Linked DNA regions of Homo sapiens: region 2 is linked to region 1. Evidence: read pairs that join two places in POLR2A ChIA-PET (ENCODE). Cell type or tissue: Panc1. All regions are shown on one strand. Links, peaks and the distances in the headings refer to the core of each region. The heading gives the core; the rest is flanking DNA. Region 1 holds the start of CHASERR (CHD2 adjacent suppressive regulatory RNA). Region 2 overlaps LOC101926994 (a long non-coding RNA gene).

Evidence for each region. ChIA-PET counts read pairs that join two places held together with the same protein. Peaks named below come from ENCODE experiments on the same cell type or tissue, not always from the same donor. Only the 100,000 strongest peaks of a DNase experiment are listed, where the experiment ranks them.
Region 2: POLR2A ChIA-PET joins it to region 1 with 5 read pairs; 24 of 35 experiments call an interaction of 5 or more read pairs at or near these places.

Annotation. Positions count from the first base shown.
Region 1 is chr15:92,881,870-92,886,133 of GRCh38, reverse strand. CHASERR (CHD2 adjacent suppressive regulatory RNA) reads right to left here and starts at 3,291. Exons shown (of 6, transcript NR_037601.1): 1 at 2,948-3,291; 2 at 2,356-2,549; 3 at 550-619. RefSeq lists silencers at 2,565-2,814, 3,435-3,564 and enhancers at 2,808-3,449, 3,875-3,964. In Panc1, for the core only: no CTCF peak of the experiment used is centred there; DNase peaks (open chromatin) are centred at 2,278 and 3,683; H3K4me3 peaks cover 3,428 bases; H3K27ac peaks cover 3,388 bases.
Region 2 is chr15:92,782,614-92,787,133 of GRCh38, reverse strand. All of the region lies in intron 2 of LOC101926994 (a long non-coding RNA gene), which reads left to right. Among named protein-coding and RNA genes, the nearest start is that of CHASERR, 98 kb to the left of the region's middle. In Panc1, for the core only: no CTCF peak of the experiment used is centred there; no DNase peak of the experiment used is centred there.

The DNA of each region.
Region 1 (4,264 bases), core at 265-4,264:
TATGAAGCAAACAATAGCAAGTAAAAATAAGTGTTTTTAAACTTTTTAATTACAAAAAAGAAACTAAAATCTATGCTCAAAACCTGATTTTTTAAATGTTCTTCCCTAAAATCTATCAGTATGAATAGCAAACTAGTTCAAATTCTCCAATAAGCTTATTTCTTTAAATACTTAAAAGATTAAAATTGTTTGCACAATATACAGAGTTAAACAGAAAAAAAAAGCTATCTTTGGTTCATGGTTTTCCTCAAAATCTAATCAGTCTTCTCTTGTTCCCAAAATTAAACAAAGGCTTAAAGGACCTTCAGTATTTTAAACTATTCAAAGGGTACATTAAGTTACAATGGCTATGCGTATATACTTTTAATCTTTCCTGCAGTGAAAAGGCTTAAAGGCTTTTGTCAAATTATTTGATAGTTTACTCATATTCATAATCACAACTTTTAAAAATGATACCCATTCATTAATTGAAATGTAAATTATTAAAGATAAAACAAAAGCCTAATAAGCTAATTTTTGTCAAAACAATAAAAATTAACCCACTCTTACCTCAAATAAAAGAACTCATTATTTGTTCAGAACCAACAGCAACCAAATTAATTTTAATCTCTTAAGTCACCTTTAAAAAAAAGAAGAAAGATGATATTAATGTTTTGATTTTCAAGCATTTCTTGGCCAACGATTCAGTGTGATGAAACAAGAAAATATTCCACAGACAAAAATCTATGGGCAAACTGAAGAGATGGCTCATGGACACATAACCTGTATACATTTATGGTTGCAGTTATTTCTTATCTTAGTATCTATCAGTCTTTGTTTTCCTCATCTTTTGGCTGTATTGACCAATGCTAAAGATTAACGCATTGAATTAAACAGAAATACAGAAAATTCAAATTTTTGGACTGATTTAAGATTATGAACCTTTTTTTTTTTACTTTCCCTCTTTTTATGACAGGCAATAAACAAAGAAAAAGTTTACCATTCTTCAAGACAAATCATCTTAACATCTCCCTTACCATCCGGAAGTATGTTTTACAATCATGAGCAATTAAAAATTAGCTCCTCCAAGAGAAATTAGTGAAGTTAAAATGGCCACTGGTTACTTTAAATTTTAAACCACAAGTTACTTGATCTCACCAAGTGGGATACTAGCTTTGTCTCTAAAGCTACTCTAAAACTTACAGTATCTAGACCTTTACACTCAATTTCAAATCAGGGTCTTCAACATTTTCATTTCAGTCTTTCTCCTCCCCCATTTATCATGTAAAAAGATCTTTCAGGTTAAACTGCTAACAATTATTTTGCATTTCACAATTCAAAGAGGATTCTAAAGAACTAGATTCAGAATATTCATTTAAAACCACTTTCAGTGTTCAAAAATTTCAGAAACATTGATTTGAAAAACCAAAATTGGTACTTAAGACAGATTCTGTAAAATCAAGATATGCGCAACTGATGTAACATGTACCACTATAGGAAGGCTACTCAAAAAATAAAACAATTTTACTGGAAAAATGCCCTTAGAAATATGGTCGAATAAACCAGTATCTGATTTCAGATGTACTATGTAAGTCTGCCCAACACTATTTTTACGTAGTTCTGCACCTTTACAACACAAGAGCTCCGCAGAATGAAGACAAATATATTCTAAAATACACAAAGGTTTGTGCGCTTCTGGTTTGTTCTTCAAACCACTACACTTAAAAATTACCCTTCCAACATTTTTCTAAGATTAGAGACTATACAGAGAACTCTACTAAATTTTATGAAACCTGTACTTTTAAAATACTGTTCCGTTTTAAGCATATCTAGATTTTTATACATGCAACAAATGCAACAAATATGGCTCCTCTTCATCGCCCATTACCGAGAGCAGTCCTACTTTATTCATATTTACATTACGAGAAAGTAACTTCAGGAAGAGATTTGGTGTCAGAATGTTCTTTTGTGAAAGTTTTTCGATCATGGCTTGTGATAATATAAATTCTTAAAAATAATTAAATTATGAACTTTTAAAGACTAGGAATTGACCCAAGTACGTTCTAACATTCAGGTGTGAGAAGTTGCAGATAACGGCTCCTTGAGACCTTTTTAAAAAGTACCAAACAGTGTATTTAATCATATTTAAATATCAGGAGATCAAATGATCTTGGCGTCATTACTCGGTAAAATAAACTACATTAACCAAACGTCATCAGCTAGCTAGCACCGTAATTATCAAATCTATTTCCATTAAACAGCCTTGACGACACAGTAAACTTGTCTTCGTAATTCTGAAATACCAGAAGCACTCCTCCAACTTGCATTTTTCAAAGACAACCTTAACGTCATAAAGGTTTAATAAGCAGCAAGTACCTTCGCATGTATCACTGCAGCCGTTTCAAAATCGGCTTTGAAAGAGTTAAAAGCCAACACCCAATAGGAGGGAAAAAAACAAGTTTTATTTTTGTTGAAACGTAGTCAGGGTTCCATTGTTCTTTTAAATTCGATCATGAAGATGAGTTCCCACCTCACCGGAAAGAGGTTAAAAAGCTCCTCCGTTGGAGAACCTGAAAGGGATTTTTTTACCCTAAATATCAAAATAACTCACCAGGACAGAAAGGGGCTCTCCACGCCCGATCCCCTTCGGGCTCTCGCCGGCATTCACCCGCCGCCCCTTTCCCGGCGGATCCAGTCCCGGCGACGAGGCTGCCCCCCGCCCACCTGCCGCCCGCGGGCTCTGCAGCGGGGCCCCGCGTGCCCCCTACCCCAGGACCCTACGACTCGGGCCCAGGGCACCGAGGCGCATCCCGCCGGCGAGAGCCGGCCCCCGACCACGGAGGGGCAGTGCGAGAAGAGCCGAGCGGCGAGGCCCGGCCCGCCGCCCCCTCCTGCTCGCGCGCTCAAGGACATTTTGCTTTTCCTCCCAAGGACAAAGGACAATAAAAGGAGCTAGGGAGCCACTCACCGGGTCCGAGCGCGGCCACCGGCACCTCCTGGTCGCCCAAACCCGAGTCCCGGGCCGGACCGCCCGCCCGAGCCTCCCGCCCGCGCCGGGTCCAGCCGCCGGGGCCCGGGGGAGCCTCCGAGGCGGCAACCGCAGCGGCGCTTTCGGCGTCGTGGGCCCGGCCGCCCTGGGCGCCTCTGCCGCGGGCTGTGACGCCGACGCGCGCGGCCCGCCTCGCCTCAGCCGCGGCAGCCCCACTCCCGCGGGCCTGCTGGCCGTCCGGGCGTAGCTCCCCGCCGGCCGGCGGGCCTCGCGGCCGCGGCGGAACGCCTGACAGCTCGGGGTGCTGCTGCCTCTCCGGCCATCTTGTGCCGTGTGTGTGGTGTCTCTCTCCCGTCTCCTCTCTAGGCTTTACTCCCTCCTCCTCCTCCCCCCGCCCCACACACCACACAACATGGCCTCTTCGCTGCGGCGGCAGCGGCTGCGGCGGCGGCAGGAGCTCCGCCGCGCTCCAGCCCGCTCCCCTCCCCCACCATCCCCGCCTCCCGCCCGCAGGCCCGGGGGCCAACGCGCACGCGCGCCGCCGCCCGCCCGCCGCGGCCATTGGCTCCACGAGCTTCCTGCATCCCCTATCCGGGAGCGGCCTCACGCACGTTAGCTGGCGTCTTCCTCCCTCCCAACAACAACTTCTTCCATTCTATTGGTTAATTTCAACACCACCCCTTCCGCCTCCTTCGTGCGGATAGGCTGGCCTTAGTGCCATTCACTGTCCGTAGGCGTTTCTGGTTTTCTTGAGAAGCCCCGGGCCACGATTGGCTGGTGATGGAACCTTTGGGGTTGGAGCTGAGCTGTTGCTTTTTTCCCCGCAGTGCGGACCCCTCCAGGCTAGCTGGAGGGTTCCTGGTATGGTCTAGGCCAGGCTAGAATGGTTAGTGCAGGGTCGCACAAATAGTGGATTCGCGTCTAGAAAAAGCTCTGGCTTCGGTGTTTCTAGGTTCAGATTTTGTCTTTAAAAAAAGGGAAAGAAAAAAATGACTGACAGGATGATGAGCAAACAAGATACAGGCCCACAGCCCTTGGGCAAGCAGCCATATCCTCAAAATATTTGTTCTAAGCACCCAGGCCTTCCATGAAGGTCACACAGTCAGGACCAATGGTTTTACCATCAGCACATTCCCTAGCCCCAGTATCCGAGTTGAGATGCGATTTATTTGTGGATTTGTAGACTGCCTGTTGCGCATTTACCTGAGAGCCTAAAAGAATGTCTAGTGTCTTGTGAGCTGTCGTCATGGAAATCAAAAAAAACAATTAAAAAGAATGTCCAGTGTCCTGAGGCCT
Region 2 (4,520 bases), core at 295-4,294, 99 kb after region 1:
ATCGGAGGAGGAAGGAGTGTGAATAAGGTGGGAGATTCAGGGAGAAGTGAGGAGGCAAGAGGGATGAGAAGTAGACCCTTCCAGGCACCTTGAATTAGGGGTTTAACGCATTCGTTTTGCGACTTTTTAATTTTTTAATGGAAACTTTTTAAGGCTGCAAACTTTTCTCTAAGGGATATTTTTGTGATAAGCCAGTCATCTCCGAATGTAGTTATTTTGTCGTGGTTCCGTTCTAAATATTTTGAAATTTCTATTATGATTTCTTCTTTGATCCATGCGTTATCTGGAAATGTATTTGAAATTTCCAGTCATATGGGTTTTTTTCTTGCTATTTTCGTGTAATTGTTAACTGCATTGTGGTCAGACTATGAAGTCTGCATAATGTCAATCGTTTGACATCTTCTTTGAGCAGACCTTACAGGTCTAGCATGGGGTTACTTTTTGTAAAGGTTCTCTGTGTTCTTGAAAACAGTGTGCATTTTCCACTTGTAGGCTATTGTGTTCCACAGGTGTCTAATGGGCAAGTTTGCTAATGGTACCATCTTTATTATCTTTATTCTTATGAGCCTTACTATATTTTTTTTTTTTTGAGGTAGGGTTTTATTCAGGCTGGAGTGCAGCGGCAGGATTATGGATCACTGCAGCCTTGACCTCCCCGGCTCAAGTGATCCTTCCACCTCAGGCTCCCAAGTAGCTGGGACTACAGGGGCACACCACTACACCTAGCTAATTTTTTTATTTTTTGTAAAGACAGGGTTTCATCATGTTGCTCAGGCTGGTTTTGAACTCCTGGGCTCAAGTGATCCTCCTTCCTTGGCCTCCCAAAGTGCTGGGATTACGGGGGTGATTCACTGTGCTCAGCCTGAGTCTTATTATATTCTCGCTCTTTCTTTGTCAGATCTATCGATCTATTACTGGGAGAGGAGTGTTAGAATCTCCCATTATGATGGTGGATTTATCAAGTTCTCCTTGCAGCTATGTTAATTTTTGCTTTATGTGCGTTAAAAGTTAGACTCACTTCTTTCTGATGAGTAGAACCTTTTATTATGTTGTTTCCTTGTCATTGCTAGTAATTCTCTTTGTTTTGCAGCCTGTTTTGTTTGATAATGTAGCAATATAAACTTTCTTTTAGTTAGTATTAGCCTGCTATAATATTCTCAATCTTGACACCCTTGACTTTTCTGTGTGTCTGTGTCTTCCTTCCCTCCCCTCCCATCCTTTCTTTTTTTTGTTTTTTTGAGATGGTGTCTCACTCTGTCACCCAGGCTGGAGTGCTGCGGTGCAATCTCAGCTCTCTGCAACCTCCGCCTCTTGGGTTCAAGCGATTTTCCTGCCTTAGCCTACCAAGTAGCCGGGATCACAGGCACGTGCCACCACGCCCAGCTAATTTTTGTATTTTTAGTAGGGATGGGGTTTCACCACGTTGGCCAGGCTGATAATTGAACTCCTGGCCTCAAGTGATCTGCCTGCCTTGGCCTCTCAAAATGCTGGGATTACAGGCGTGAGTCACAGTGCCCGGCTTTTCTTTCTCTCTCTCTCGCTCTTTCTCTCTTTTTATTTCTCTCTCTCTCTCTGTGTGTGTGTGTGGCCTCTCTTTAAAATAGCAGCTATATCTAACTTAAAAAAAGTCTAGTCTGAAAAATCTTTGCCTTTTAATTTGAAAGTTTTTCCCTTTAAGTTTACTGCAATTGTTGATTTATTTGGATTTATTTTCTACCACCTTATTATAGTCTATTGTATTTCTTCTGCTTTTTCTGTTTGCTCTTCTCTTCCACCACCACCTACCTCTTGGCTGATTAATGGTTTTGTTTTTCCTCTTCTTCTAGTTTTTTCTTCTTAGAATAACTATTCTATGTCTCTATAAGAATATCTATTCTTTTGGTGGTTACCTTAGTTATTCTGAGGTACATACTAAATAAAATTTAAGATTAATGAATTTCTAAGTTCTTTCAGATAGACCTTAGAATGTTTTAGATCAGCATCTTCAAATTGGAGTATTTATGTGTATGCATTCTGCAAGGTGTATGTGGATTTGTTTTAAGGAAATACATTTCCAAATCTCCTTTTTTTTTTTTTTGAGACAGTCTTGCTGTCACCTAGGGTGTAGTGTGGTGGCGTGATCTTGGCTCACTACAACCTCCACCTCCCAGATTCAAGTGATTCTCTTGCCTCAGCCTCCTGAGTAGCTGGGATTACAGGTGTCCACCACCACACCTGGCTAATTTTTTTTGTATTTTTAGTGGAGACGGGGTTTTGCCACGTTGGCCAGGCTGGTCTCGAACTCCTGGCTTTATGTGAATTGCCTGCCTCAGCCTCCCAAAGTGCTGGGATTACAGGCATAAGCCACAGCGCCTGGCCCAAATCTCCTATATTTATATGCACTCTTTTCTAAAATTGATCTGCCTTGGGAACTCTCCTGCGATAAAGTTGCAGTTTCCTTTCCCACTTCTTTCATAATCTCCCTTTTCCTAACTCTTGTCTATCCTGAATCTAACGATAGTACATTGGCCTAGGTGTACAAACCTTTAAGCTACCAATAAAGCTTTAATTAAAAAATATTGGCAGCTTGCTGGGTGCGGTGGCTCGCGCCTGTAATCCCAGCACTTTGGGACGCCGAGGCGGGCGGATCATGAGATCAAGAGATCGAGACGATCCTGGCCAACATGGTGAAACCCTGTCTCTACTAAAAATACAAAAATTAGTCGGGCGTCGTGGTGCAAGCCTGTAGTCCCAGCTACTCAGGAGGCTGAGGCAGGAGAATCACTTGAACCCAGGAGGTAGAGGCTGCAGTGAGCTGAGATCGCACCACTGCACTCCAGCCCGGGAGACAGAGCGAGACTCTGTCTCAAAAATATATATATATTTGCAGCCGAGTATAGTGGCTTACCCCTGTAATCCCAGCCTTCGGGAGGCAGAGGCAGGAGGATTGCTTGAGCCAGGAGTTGAGACCAATCTGGGAAACATAGTGAGACCCCGTCTCTACCAAAAAAAAAATAAACAAAAATTAGCTGGGTGCAGTGGTGTGTGCCTGTAGTCCCAGATACTTGGGAGGCTAAGGCAGTAGGATTAAGTGAGCCAGGGAGGTTGAGGCTGCAGTGAGCCATGATTGCACCCCTGTACTTCAGCCTGGGCAACAGAGCGAGACCCCCTTGCCCCCAAAATATGTATAATACACACATATAACATATATATGTATATATGTAACACACACATATAACATATATATGTATATATGTAACACACATATAACATATGTATATATGTAACACACACATATAACATATGTATATATGTAATACACACATGTAACATATATATGTCTGTATATATAGTTAAACAAAAATATTATATAAAATATATACACGCTAGATTTTCTCTTAAAAAAATTTTACATTTTTTTACACTGTTTTTTCTTTCGTTCTTTGTGGTTTGTGTGTGTGTGTGTGTGTGTGTATGCAGCAAAGCGAAACAGTGATATTGGGATTGCAGCAAATGAAAGTGAATCATTTATTGCAGGGCACCAAGCAAGGAGAATCAGGCAGCTCATGCTTAAGATCCAAACTTCCTGATGGCTTGTAAGCAAAGGTTTTTAAAAGCAGGGGAAAATTTCAGGAAAGGAGAAGTTACAGGCAAAATTGTAAATGAATACATGGAGATTATACATTGGTTTGGCCTTAGAAGATGGAATATCTCGAAGCAGGGTTAGAGGGTGGTGCTTAGAGGTCCTAGGTAGATTCAAAGATTTTCTGATTTGTAGTTGGTTGAGGAGGAGAAGCTTTCTTTAAAAAGCTGGGGTCAGCAGCAGAAGATGTGAGCACTGCCTTGTGGGTGTGACTTCCTCCAGGCCTCTCAGGAAGAACTTCAGGACAAAGAATGGTAGTCAAAGTGCAGTCCTCAGTTTGCCCCTTAGCTGAGGTCTACGTGCCAGCGGATCCATTTGGTGGGAGTTCTGAAAAACTCAGGGACATATGTTAAGTTGTTACGTAGGGAACCAACACCTTGTGACTCTAACTTCCTTGGCTATTGTTTGAAGCTACTGTTAACTTTCTTTTCTTTTCTTTTTTTTCTTTTTTTTTTTGAGACGGAGGAGTCTCGCTCTGTCGCCCAGGCTGGAGTGCAGTGGCGTGATCTCGGCTCACTGCAAGCTTTGCCTCCTGGGTTCACGCCATTCTCCTGCCTCAGCCTCCCAAGTAGCTGGGACTACAGGAGCCCGCCACCAGGCCCGGCTAATTTTTTGTATTTTTAGTAGAGATGGGGTTTCACCGTGTTAGCCAGGATGGTCTCAATCTCCTGACCTCGTGATCCGCCCGCCTCGACCTCCCAAAGTGCTGGGATTACAGGCGTGAGCCACCGCGCCCGGACATTTTTTTTTTTTTTTTTGAGAGGGAGTTTCACACTTCATGCCCAGGCTAGAGTGCAATGGTGCAATCTCGGCTCACCGCACTGTCCGCCTCCCGAGTTCAAGTGATTCTCCTTCCTCAGCCTCCTGAGTAGCTGGGATTACAGGTATGCGCCACCAC